3 separate regions of the Homo sapiens genome follow, and regions 1 and 2 are each linked to region 3. A link is an interaction called in ENCODE POLR2A ChIA-PET data of the cell type or tissue named here. Cell type or tissue: MCF 10A. All regions are shown on one strand.

Region 1 (4,000 bases), 120 kb after region 3:
CAAGACTCCCCAGGGGACGCCTGAAACTCTGGATAGCATTGAACCCCATATATACTCTGTTTTTTCCTATACATACATAACTATGATAAGGTTAATTTATAAATTAGGCACTGCAGGAGGTTCACAACAATACCTAATTACAAAATGGAAGAATTGTAACATAATACTTTAATAACAGTTATATAAATGTGGTCTCACTCACAAAATATCTTCTTGTAGTGTATTCACCTCTTTTTGGACTATGGTTGACTGGATAAATGAGACCACAGGAAACAAAACTGCGGAGAAAGGGGACTTCTTTCTGTCTAGACAGAAGCTGAAGGATTGCCGAAGTTTTGAAGCTATCACAGCCAAGCCTCATCTCCAGCCAAGTGGTTAGCAGACTCCCTTGTGGCAGTTTTACCAATTGGATTTTTAATGTTTCATTCCATTTTAGCTCAGCTTCTAGGACAGAATCTGTGATATAGAGGTGAATAATATATTCAAATGAATGAGGACGACAGCTCTGTCAACAGTTCAGAGAGTCCCAGAAAGGGCCTACTGTCTTCTCATGGTTTTACATTTTCCTGCCTGCCACCCATCCTGCAGCGTCTTCCCTGACACAGCCTGAGCTTCTTTAGCACTCCCACCCAAATTTCCTTTTATTTCTGTGCCTTTGGCAATTGCTTTTCCTCTACTTGCCTCCAATATGAGGCAGAAATGTTAATATGATCTCTTACTCTCCTCTCCAGTTCTCTTTGTTTCTCAGAACATTCTAGAGAGCATCTAGTAATAGTGACAGCCCATGTCTCTGTATTCCTTGCTTTCCTTCATCTGATTAAATAATACTGAGGAACAGAATCTTGGTCCCTCTTGAGTTTGTCCAAATACCATGTACAGGCCAGCATGGCAGCTTCCACCCTTTCTTTGAGGCAGTCAGGTTGGAGGGGGTCCCCTGGAGAAACTCCAACCAGCCTGCCAATGCGGTGGAGCCTCCAGAAGTCGTACCGTTTGCAGCGGGGAGGAGCTTGGCCCTGCCTCTTCCTGTGGAACCTGGGATTCAAAGGGTGGGCCGGAAGTGCTCTAGCCAGGGGACTCTGGCCTTATGGAGGATCCCTGTTTCCTCCTTTTTTTTTTTTAAACCCTTTTCACCTAATAAAACCCTGCTTTTCTCACCCTTTAAACTGTCTATGAGCCTAAATTTTCATGGCCGTGGGACAGACAAGAACCCCATCTTTGCTAAACCAAGGAAAAGTCCTGCAACATTTTTGGCACGCAGAGTGGGGGCTGGAGAGGAGGTGAGTGAAATGGGGATTCAAAACCTCTCACTGTTGCTCCTAAGCATGTTCATCCTTGGACTTCTGAATGTGGGAGAAAGGCCCCCAAACCCTGTCGCTCCCAGGGGTCAAGGGAAAGGCCCTTCCCTTCTTTTTTGGGGACCGACAGGCGATGGGTTGGGCGGGGGCGGCCCTCCTCGCTCCCCTGTCCTCTCCCTGCCAGGCAGGGAGGCATAGGCCCAGGGTCCGCACAGCGGGCTGGCTGGTTGCCAGCCGCAACTGCTGCAGCCTTTCCCTTCCCCAGCCAAGGGGTTTTACTCCATCTTTCAGTAATTGAACTAATCTCCCTGGTAGAGGAAGCACTTGCATAAGAAGAGGTTTCTCCCCAGGCGTTTTTAAACTTTTTTTTTTTCTTTCCTCTTCTCCACCTTGACAGCAGCTAACTTTTAATTTTTTTTTTTTTTTCCTTTTAGAGGATGTTTTTACTAGGCCAGGCCCCACAACTACCACTGTTTATATTTTCTGCAAAGATTTGGTTGTGAAATCACGCCTCCATCTTTTTTTACATCCTGGGGGCATGGCCATAACCGCTTAGCAAAGCTTTGTTTCGCAATCCTGCCTTAGGGAGTAAGTTTCTCCCTGGTTTAATATCTGCCTGTTCTCCCAGCCCTGTCTCATGAAGAACCCCATCCGGGGACTGGGTTTTCTCCTGCCTGTCCATGTAGTTATATGTGTGTTTGTATATGACGTCTGTTAAAAGAGTTCTAATTAATTTGGCCTAAAGAAGGACAAGTGCTTGAATTTAGTTTTTTTTAATGGGAAGTGAAAAGCTGTGGTACCTTTCGGTTCATGTGACTTTAATCTTTGAGAAATAAAAACAGCCCTAAAGAAATATTGGTAAAATGCAGGTCAGATGCAAGGTTTGCTAAGTGTTGTGAGGTTACAAACAGCTTTTTGGGTTTTGAGAACTATTTGACTTGCCGGCTTCACAACTGGTATGGCCTGGGGATGTATGGAACTAACCACGCCCTTAATTAAGAAGGCAAACCTTGGTTGCAGTTAGCACACAAAGCAACCTACAAAGTTTTACCTTAAAGTTAAAAATTGCTAGGAGTTACCATTGTAACATATAATTGAGACTACTGAAAGTAGATTTACATGCAAGGTGTGTAAGAAAAGTAAAATGTGTTTTTTAGTAAAAGGGTATAAGAAGGCATGGAAATGCAAACTTTTGCCTAGGGTTAAAGGATTGTTTTGATTTAAATTAGGAAAAAGTTGAAGGTTCAATGAAGTGGTGGAAGAATTTTGGAAATTAATCTTGCAGAAGAGGTTCTTTGTGTGAACACATTAAATTCACAGGGGTTGTAAAAGGTTTTTGCTTCTTTACATTTCTAAGTCATCATTTTGGCAAAATAAATAATTTATGGTAATCTGGAACTCTATTTCATGTAATCTGGAACTCTACTTCATAATATCAAGTGTTTTAAACCTTGAACATTTAACAGCTTTCCCGAAATCAAACTTCAGTTTCAAAATTGTCTTCCCTGGCACCTGGCTTTTCGAATACTTCAGAGGGCCCCTGAAATATCCAGAAAAGAGAGGTAAATGGGATTATTTGACAGGTACATGGGATTGCCAAAATGATGTTCAATCTTTAGGTTATATTTTTGGTAAATAGTGCTAATATATATTCCAAGATTGTATGGGATTTCTAGAATTCTAATGTCTGAGTATATGCTATCAATCACGATTAAGGTTGTTATGTTAAGTTATTGTAAACTACAGAGATAACCAAACTTCTTTGTCAATTGTGTTTCTAACTGTAACTACCTTGGACATTTGCTATTCACCAACAATTGTCTTGTTTTAATCCTTTTCAAAAGATGGTTTATAATGAGGTATAGAACTTTAACAGGTGCTCTCAAATGTAGGCTTCTGATAACTTTAGAGATTGTAACATTGGAATAAAAGAAAATGTACAGGACTCATAAAGAGCTGAAATGCTCATGAATAGCAAGCAAACAAAACAATAGTTCACTAAATATAGACTGAACTCAGAAAGCTGAAGCAACCTTTTTGACTTTTGGTTGGAATATTGCTGATCCATGTTTTGTTTTTCAGAGTCAAGGAAACTTATTTTGAACTGTTTACAGCCTTTAATAATTAAGGTATATACTCCTGTGATCAAAATTTGGAGCATGTTTGTTTCTCTCTGCCTGGTTCCTCTAGAATTTGGTAACTATGAGTATTCTTAAGGCAGTATAGTTGTTTGCATCAGTGCAATAAGAATCCATTTTTCTTTTGCAAAAGGACACAAGTGGAGAAAGTAGTTATTTTACTAAGGCTTTGACTAGAAGGGTATGCTTCCCTTTAAGGAGTCAAGCGCGACTTGCAGAGCCAATAAAAGGCCCATGGGGAAACTGGCCTCATACCCTTGTCTATGCAGTCCCTGTACAGGGTTCCTGACCTGTGGTCAGTAAAGAATGTCACTTTCTAGCAGGTCCAGGAGCTCCAAGTTTATCTTGGGACCTTAAGAGGGAGGATCACCCAACTCGCAGGTATTTGAGGATACAAACCCATGGCTGGGCTGGGCTTTAAAAGGTCTTATCTGTGATTCCTCGTGGATCACACTTCCATCAAAGCCAATCCAAAAGGCCTATGTAGAAATAATTATTCTTGCTGCATTTTATGCAAATAATCAGGCCAAGTATAAGACTAAAGTCTATTTAAATAACTCGGTCCTA
Region 2 (4,000 bases), 1.2 Mb after region 3:
ATTTGTAGTATTTGTACCTTACCTGTTCCAAAAAATGATTTGAGGCAGATGATATGTATATGGTATTGCTATTTATACCCTGCGTGCAGAATATGCTGTCACTTACGAAGGAGATAAATGCTAATTTCTTTCATAAAATGTAAGAGTAACCATTCGAAAACTGAGGAGGGGGAACAGGCTAAAAAGCATTTATTTAAGTAATAACTGACCAGAAATTTGTATAGATAGATAGATAGATAGATAGATAGATAGATAGATAGATAATTTTTAAAAATACCAGAGGGCAATGTCAAGATTAGGGTATATTTGAGGTAAGAGAAAACAAGAAGATTCTTGATTTGAAGAGTGAAGATGTCAAATGAGCCTACACTCTCTTTTTACACACACACACGCAAAAAGAGAGACATCTTTTAATTCCTGGTAAGAAAGTAATTTTTATGATGAGATTGGCTAGAATCTGGAATCAGTTTTCCATGGAAGAAGAGAAAGCCTTGAGGCCATTGAAATAAAACCATTCAAAACAGGGGAAAATGTACTACAGAACAAAGAAAAATGCTGCCCTGATCCCTGGAGGCTGCAGCCAAGAACTGAATAGGCCTTTTCAATCTCCAGCCATTATGAGTTAGGTAACTATTCTGAGAATATATGAAAGGAGTGGTTTTTCCTATCCATGTTGAGCTCCTATTAGCCCCTTGAGGAAATAGTGGTTTCGCAGAAAGTGTGAATTCTCAGTGTTACTGAAATGACCTTGTTTAATTTCCTCATAAAAAAAAGTCAATCTAATAATAGCTACATCTTCTAATATTAACAAAGCTGCAAAAGTTACACAAAGTTAGAATAATTTTCCTTTGCTTGGACAGCAAAATCCTTCAGTGTCCTTGTCTTTCTTTTCCCAATGTGCCACCCCCTTTCTAGTCTATATTTGCTCTTTAATATTTGATTCCACATTTTCCAGTCACCCTGATGCAAAGCAGCAGTGTGAAGTTGAACGATTCAAAACGGAAAGAGGAGATGGCTGCCACCCCACCATGAGCAAATCCACTGAACTGTAAATCTACCCTGCATTTAATTACCCAACTAGACGGTGCGATGATAAGGTCTCCAGAGTGTTGTACTATCATGAGTGATTGAGTATGCTTGCAGTAATAAGCTTTTCTACAGCTAAGCCAAAAGGTTAAAAGTATACGTAGAACTTCAAGGCAAGCATTGTTTTTAAATAGCTGCAAAGCCAAAAGAACAACAGAAACTTCTTTTGAATGAATGTCTTGGTTTCAAAACCTTCCGCTGAAAAAGGAGAGTTTTATGGAAAGGAGTGTGTTCCCTCAAGCAAATTTACAAGTAGTCGGGTCAGTAACAAGGGTGGGAAGACTGCCCTTTCCCGCCAGCTTATACCACATCCACAACTCACATTTGTATAGTGAAAAGTAAAGATGATTGGACTTGTGAGATGAATCAGCAATTCCCAATCACAGCAGCAAAATAAGACTGTTTTCTTTCTGAATCATTGTGGCAGTCAATGGAAAAGTGACAAATAGACTTTGTTCTCCATCAGTGATGGGAGGGGAATTTATGTTGGGAGCCAAATTTCCAAAGTAAGGCATAACAGACTTGCCAGCAAAACTGTTCACACCCCCACAGAGACCACAAAACCCTGCAGCTGTAATTTCAGAAACACACATGTGTATAAATCAAGTAATTGCACACCTAACTATCCACTTGAGCCTGTGTGCTGGGTTTTTTTCCAGGTGCCTGAGGCACTTGTGCTATTTGGCTTTGAAAACAAGGTTTAGTTTAATTGACAGGATATTATCAAATTCAAGCTGACTTGTATGGACAAATCTCAAAATATGAGGGTGGCATACAGAAATCAAGAGGAACATATGAATGTTCCATATGTGTGTTATGCAAGGTCCTTGCAGTGACTGTGAATTCTAAACAACAGGAAGGGACAAAATTAAAATGTCAATTTAGTTCTAATTCATGAATGTATTTTTTTCAGAGCATCAGTGAAGCAGCATCATTTGAAACATCATTGTTATTTACAAAGAGAGAGAGAGGATTGAGCAAGTATTATTTCATTTTTTATAATAGTGTTTTAAAAAAGAATAAGGGAGTGCTTTGGGTCTATTGGCCAGAAGAGCAAGCAGATCCATGTTTTCATGTTCCAGCTGGCACAAGCCCCAGCAGACAGCCATAGAGCAGACTGCAGGCTGCCCAGGAAAGCGGCACTTACTGCAACATGGAATCACCCTGTAGGCTACACTTGTGATTTAATTCCTCCAGGAGAGATTCAGGTTTGTAGGACTTATTATTAGTCCTATACATATGCTTTGCAGATTCTAGTAAAGTAAGATTAATGTGAAAGCAGTTTTTCCAAAATTTTTTTTTTGCAATTCAACACACTCATTTCCACAACGTTCGCTTTCAAGGGGGGAAAAAAAAAGCAAAAAACATGGCATTAATTTCACAAAGATATTTAAATTGCCAACCTCTCAACTACCTCCATCTCCAAGAACTCTATAGATTTAGAGGTTTTTTTAAGTATCCACATACATACATATGCACACGCATGCATACACACACACACACACAAAAACCATGCAAATTTCTAAAGGCATGATTTCAAAACTCTCTAGCAAACAATAAGATGCTAGAAGGGGGGCGGGGTTTCCCATTTTACCTATTCAAACTCTAAAACACCTGCTGTTAACACTGCCACACAATGGGGAATTAATTAATGGAGGTTCTAAATGAACTATGAGAAATTCCACCTCACCATTCTCTACATCTGGTTCATATTTTACTATTGAAAATGAAGAAATGAAATCAGAGGTCATTTGAAAGTAAAAATGAAGGTGGTATGGTAACTATAGGTAAAATCAATCTTATTATAAAATGTCCCATAAGGATGATTTTTCTTAAGACAAAGTCAGTAGTCAGCCAGAGTAAAGCAAAGAGATATCTATGCAAGAATTTTCCCCCAAAACATGTGCAAACTCCCATTGGTCTATTTGGGCAAAATTTCCAGACAGTCTTGTTTTCACAGAGTGATTATTGAAGAAACTCCTTACATTTGCATATAATATTAGCCAAGAATAACATTTCTCAATGACAGCAACAAAATTTAACTCTTTTTTAATGGTTTACAGTTTTTATTAAAATTTTAATAAGAGGCCCAGTTTTGAGACTTTTAGAACTGACGTGCTCCTTTCGCTTTGTTATAAAGGAGTTATCAAGTGTATATAGTGCTTATGGCCTACTGAAGAACCATTAGGCCATAAAATAATCTGCCTGTAAAAATGATGAGGGAAGGTAAAATGTACAGTGTATAAACTACAATCTGAGCACTGTATTAAGGCCTAGTAGGAGGAGATATTGATTTATTTTCCATTGAACAAACATATTAAATTTCAGATGGGTTAATAAGTTAAAAAATAAACTTGAATCTAATACAAAGGAAAGAGAGAAGGAAATACAACAAAAAGAATGTCAAACACCTACCATACATTTTAAATTATTTCTGTGTATTTTGTGGGGAGGCATATGGGATTATTATCAGTACACCTTTTTTTTCAATTCTGCTACTTTCTTAAGGATATCTTTTGATGTCATAAGATTGATTTCTTAATCTAATAAAATATTTAGTATTTTATACACCATAAAATACCATTTCTGATATTGTAATGTAGCTTTCAAGCGGTTTCATGGGAGACAGTTTGGAGACAAGATGGTGATAGGCTGGGAATAAGGAGAGAAGACATGGGAGGGAGAGCTCAGCCCTGGGTGAAGACTCATTACCAGTCCCAACTATCTGTGTGATATAAGGAAAGAGTCTCACCATCCAGGCTTCTAAGTTTTTTCATCTTTAGAGTGGGGAATGTCATTAAAGTATCAAAATGTAGGAAATAAATGAAATACTGCACCTAAAGAACTCTACCTGTCACAAAGAAAGCATTTGATATATTTTATCTATGTTATTGTATTATTGCCTGGGTCCCTA
Region 3 (4,000 bases):
ACAAAAGGGCATGATGAAGCCGTGATGCAAATGATGAGCCTGAAGATTAAGCTTCATTACACGGTAAATCCACCTCTGGACTTATATGCATAAAAAACTGGAATATGCATCTGTAGTAACTCTCCCCATTAGAAGATTTATTTGTGTGTGGCTTGTGGAAATCAGTTTTATTACTTAGTCATGTTATCTAGAAAAAGCACTGGGGAAAAATCATATATTGATGAATTAGTGAAAGATTTTGCGCAGCACATAGCAGTGGACTTTGTGGAATCACTATGTGGCCAATTTGATTCTACTAGGAGGACGGCTGGTACAATTTTAGAGTTCTTGGTGACTAACCATTATCATGGTTATTTAAAAACAACAACAAATTAAAAAACAGTTAATTTTTGTTTTGCTATATAAATTAAACCTTGACTAGGATCTTCAAATTTATTGGTTGCTTTGTACTGCAAACTAGTTTACTTGATCACATTTATGGATAGATAAGTAATAATACCAGGCAGTTTATACCATGGTCAAATACACAGCAGAGAAAAGCCAATACTACTATAATCACAGATGAAAGAAATCCTGAAATCCTGTAGAATCTGGAGAAGACCTCACGGAAGTGGTGGGATTGAGTTTTACAGAAAGAGTAAGTGTATGTTTTAAACAGCAGAAATTATCTCAATCCTGGTGGCAACATCTGTTCTGGGGGTAAAGAAGAGAAGAGTTTCACCAAAATAGCAGGTCTCTGTGAAAGGAACTTATGGATGTCCATTTCAAAGAATAGAGAAAGGCCATATTATTAAAAGAAAAGGGCATTAAAATCAAACTGAAAGTCTGGGTTTCAATGTCAATGCTTTTTCAAAGTGTGGTCTCTACTCCAACAGCCTCATCCTCACCTGAAGCATGTTATATATGTAAATTATCAGGCCCCACTCCAGTCCCACTGGATCTGAAACGGTGGAATGGGGCTGAGCGAACTGTTTTAGTAAGCCCTCCAGGTGATTTTGATGCTCACTGGAGAACGATGCTCTAAATGATATGAAGCTGCAGATTTCTGAAAGGTATGTAAAGTGATGTTTCTGTAGGATTAAGGTGGCAACTGTGGTTTAGATTGGATAGAGAAGAGATTGGAGGCAGGAAAGTCTATTTTAAAACATAACATCTTAATCAGCATAACATATATATACTATCATACCTGCTGCTGAATTCCAAAGCTGTTCTTTGTCAGGGTTTTAGCATCTTCATTTTGTGCTACAACATATTATGTTGTGGCAATATACCTTAGTGAGCCTGCTTTAAATTATTTAACAATCAAGTAAATGCTTTCATTTTATTACAGTGAAAGCTAATTTAATGACTTTTAGCTAGTAACTAGTAGGAGGAAACTCCATCTTTGCACAAAAAACAATAAAAATCCAGCAACCTTATAAATATACATCAGATAGATGGGGGACCATTTTTAGGTCATGAATTTGCATTATTTAAGAGAGCTTTAACAGAGACTCTCCTTCCCTAGACATAATAGTTTCAAATAAACATGTGCGAACTTGCAGTACTATGGGTTGTTTACGAGAGAGGGAGTGGAGAAAACGGAGAGAGAGGACAGAGATAGTGGTTATTCTGAAGAGCGAATGAGAGAGTGGGGGAGCAGAAGAGTGACGAGAAGAAAATGAAAGAAGAAAAATGCAGCAAGAGTATAAAAATTATGTGCCTTAAAAATCAGATCCATCAGCCATTTGGTCTCAGTGGATTAGTAGAGTAGGGAAGCCATCTGCCTAGAAGCACTTGGTAATGAGCAACAGCTAGAACCGTCCAGTTGCAAAGAACTCATGCTTCTGTGCCTCAGGGCAAAAAATGACTGTAATGCTGCTGGATGGCCGCCCTTTAAGTGTTTTCTTAAGTTTGAAATCTTGGCACTTTTTATTTATCCATCTATAGAAAACCTGCTGTGTGAGAACCTCGCAGCAAATGTACTTATGGAACCCCATGTGTGAAGTGATATTGTTTACATAAGGCTTACACAATTTGAGAATAACGCAATTTGACAGAAGAGACAGGTTGATGAAATGTCTGTGGGTTTTTTTTTTTTTTTTTGGCATTATAGTTGAGTGGGTAGAACATAGCCATGGGAAAGCCGAGAGCTGGCCCCAGTTTCTGGCTCTGTTACTGACATCCTGTATGTTTCAGGGCAAGAGACATGGCTTCATCCCCATATCCGTTCTAGAGCTGGACGGGGGGCAGAGGGGTGCAAGGGATTGATTGTACATGGCTCCAGCACTTTTATCTTTTATAAGATGAGGAAAGTTATCCAACAGATAACTTCCAAGCCACATGTGCCACGGGCAGTCTCCCCTCAGGTTAGGATGTAAAAAGAGAGCCTGTCATCAAGACCAAAACTTGAATATTGTTAGTGTTGGAACTGCATGGAGCAGCTGGTCAGGGAAGTAGGGTGGAGGCCTGGGAGAGTGTGATAAGAAAGGTCATGCTTGGTGTGGAAATTGGTAGGACTCTGGAATAAGTGCCCAAAAGCATTAGGCAAGTTGCAAGGGCCTTCGGCTGGAGAAGAGACCCAGAATCAGAGCACACCCGTGAGTTACGGTAAAATCAAGGCAGTGGGACCAACCCTGGAGGTGGTTAAGGAGCGAGGAGGGCGTGGTAAGGGAGTAATGATCACATGTACCCAGGGTTCACTAAATGCCAGGTACAGATTCAGCACTTTGACTATATTAATTCATTTAATCATCACAAACCCTCATGAAGTAGTACTATTATAATCCCCATTTTACAGATGAGCAAACTGAGGCACACCAAGGTTAAGATGATAGCATTGGTAGTGGCTTAAAGGCTGAGCATTTGGGCTAGCTCCTGGCACTTCACAGGAATGGAAGAGGTGGGGTGAGGTAGATTTATGTGTGTAGATCAGAAATAAAGTTCCCAGTACACAGGTTAACTCTGTGGTCCAATCAGAAGGCTTCCTGCACACTTCCTGTAAGGGTGCTAGCCAAGTCCAGAATGTGAAAGACTTATAGTAGAGCAGTTTCTCACCTCTCCCGACTCAGAGAATAGCGGCTGCGTGAATCTGTTTTACCACTCCAGGCCGATCCTGCCACTGTGATGCTCTGCCAGGCCTGGGAGACAGGAGATTGGTGGCCTCTGCACCAGTTTGGGGAGAGTGGGCTCGGTAGCATTACAAAACCACAGACTTACACAAACTCTGTGTTTACCCAACAGAAAACGAAGTGGAAAGTTTGCAATTATGTAGCTTATTTGAACCAAGCAGTCATCCAAACCGGGTAATTTGACTCTCAGACATAAACCGGTTACAGTAGAGAAGGGTTGAAAATGTGTTTCTCTCTCTCTGACACACACACATACACACACACACACACACAAAGCTTTGTTTGAGTAAAATGCAATTTGAAAACCTCACTTGAGTAACATAGTTGTTGAGATTCTTTTAGCTAAACTGTACTTTCAGAAGAGTAAGGCAGTGTACAATTTTGAAGAATAACACTTTAATATATTGCCAAAGCTCACAATGCTTACGGTGATACTACAGGTGAATTCGTTTCTCTTTTCAGATAGAATATAACCTGCAAAGATCCTTGGAGCATTCATTTTTCTATTAATTACTTCTTTTGAAAAACACAAGTTGGGCCGGGCATGGTGGCTCACGCCTGTAATCCCAGGACTTTGGGAGGCCGAGGCGGGTGGATCACGAGGTCAGGAGTTTAAGACCAGCCTGGCCAAGATGGTGAAACCCCGTCTTTACTAAAAATTAAAAAAAAAAAAAAATTAGTTGGGTTTGGTGGTGGGCGTCTGTAATCCCAGCTACTCGGGAGGCTGAGGCAGAAAATTGCTTGAACCAGGGAGGCAGAGGTTGCAGTGAGCCGAGATTGTGCCACTGCACTCCGGCCTGGGCGACAGAGTGAGACTTCGTCTCAAAAAAAAAAACAAACACAAGTTGCTTTTCAAATGAATTTCTTATTAGTTTCCTCTTCCCTACATC

The links. ChIA-PET counts read pairs that join two places held together with the same protein. Peaks named below come from ENCODE experiments on the same cell type or tissue, not always from the same donor. Only the 100,000 strongest peaks of a DNase experiment are listed, where the experiment ranks them.
Region 1: POLR2A ChIA-PET joins it to region 3 with 5 read pairs; 2 of 35 experiments call an interaction of 5 or more read pairs at or near these places.
Region 2: POLR2A ChIA-PET joins it to region 3 with 6 read pairs; 1 of 35 experiments calls an interaction of 5 or more read pairs at or near these places.

What each region holds. Positions count from the first base shown.
Region 1 is chr5:124,961,928-124,965,927 of GRCh38, forward strand. It overlaps LOC107986391 (a long non-coding RNA gene), which reads left to right. Exons shown (of 5, transcript XR_001742528.2): 5 at 220-975. Among named protein-coding and RNA genes, the nearest start is that of ZNF608, 220 kb to the left of the region's middle. In MCF 10A, no CTCF peak of the experiment used is centred here; a DNase peak (open chromatin) is centred at 1,844.
Region 2 is chr5:126,014,274-126,018,273 of GRCh38, forward strand. The region is part of intron 2 of LOC124901056 (a long non-coding RNA gene); the gene reads right to left. Among named protein-coding and RNA genes, the nearest start is that of LINC02039, 160 kb to the right of the region's middle. In MCF 10A, no CTCF peak of the experiment used is centred here; a DNase peak (open chromatin) is centred at 1,518.
Region 3 is chr5:124,840,477-124,844,476 of GRCh38, forward strand. No RefSeq gene overlaps it. Among named protein-coding and RNA genes, the nearest start is that of ZNF608, 96 kb to the left of the region's middle. In MCF 10A, no CTCF peak of the experiment used is centred here; DNase peaks (open chromatin) are centred at 1,935 and 3,215.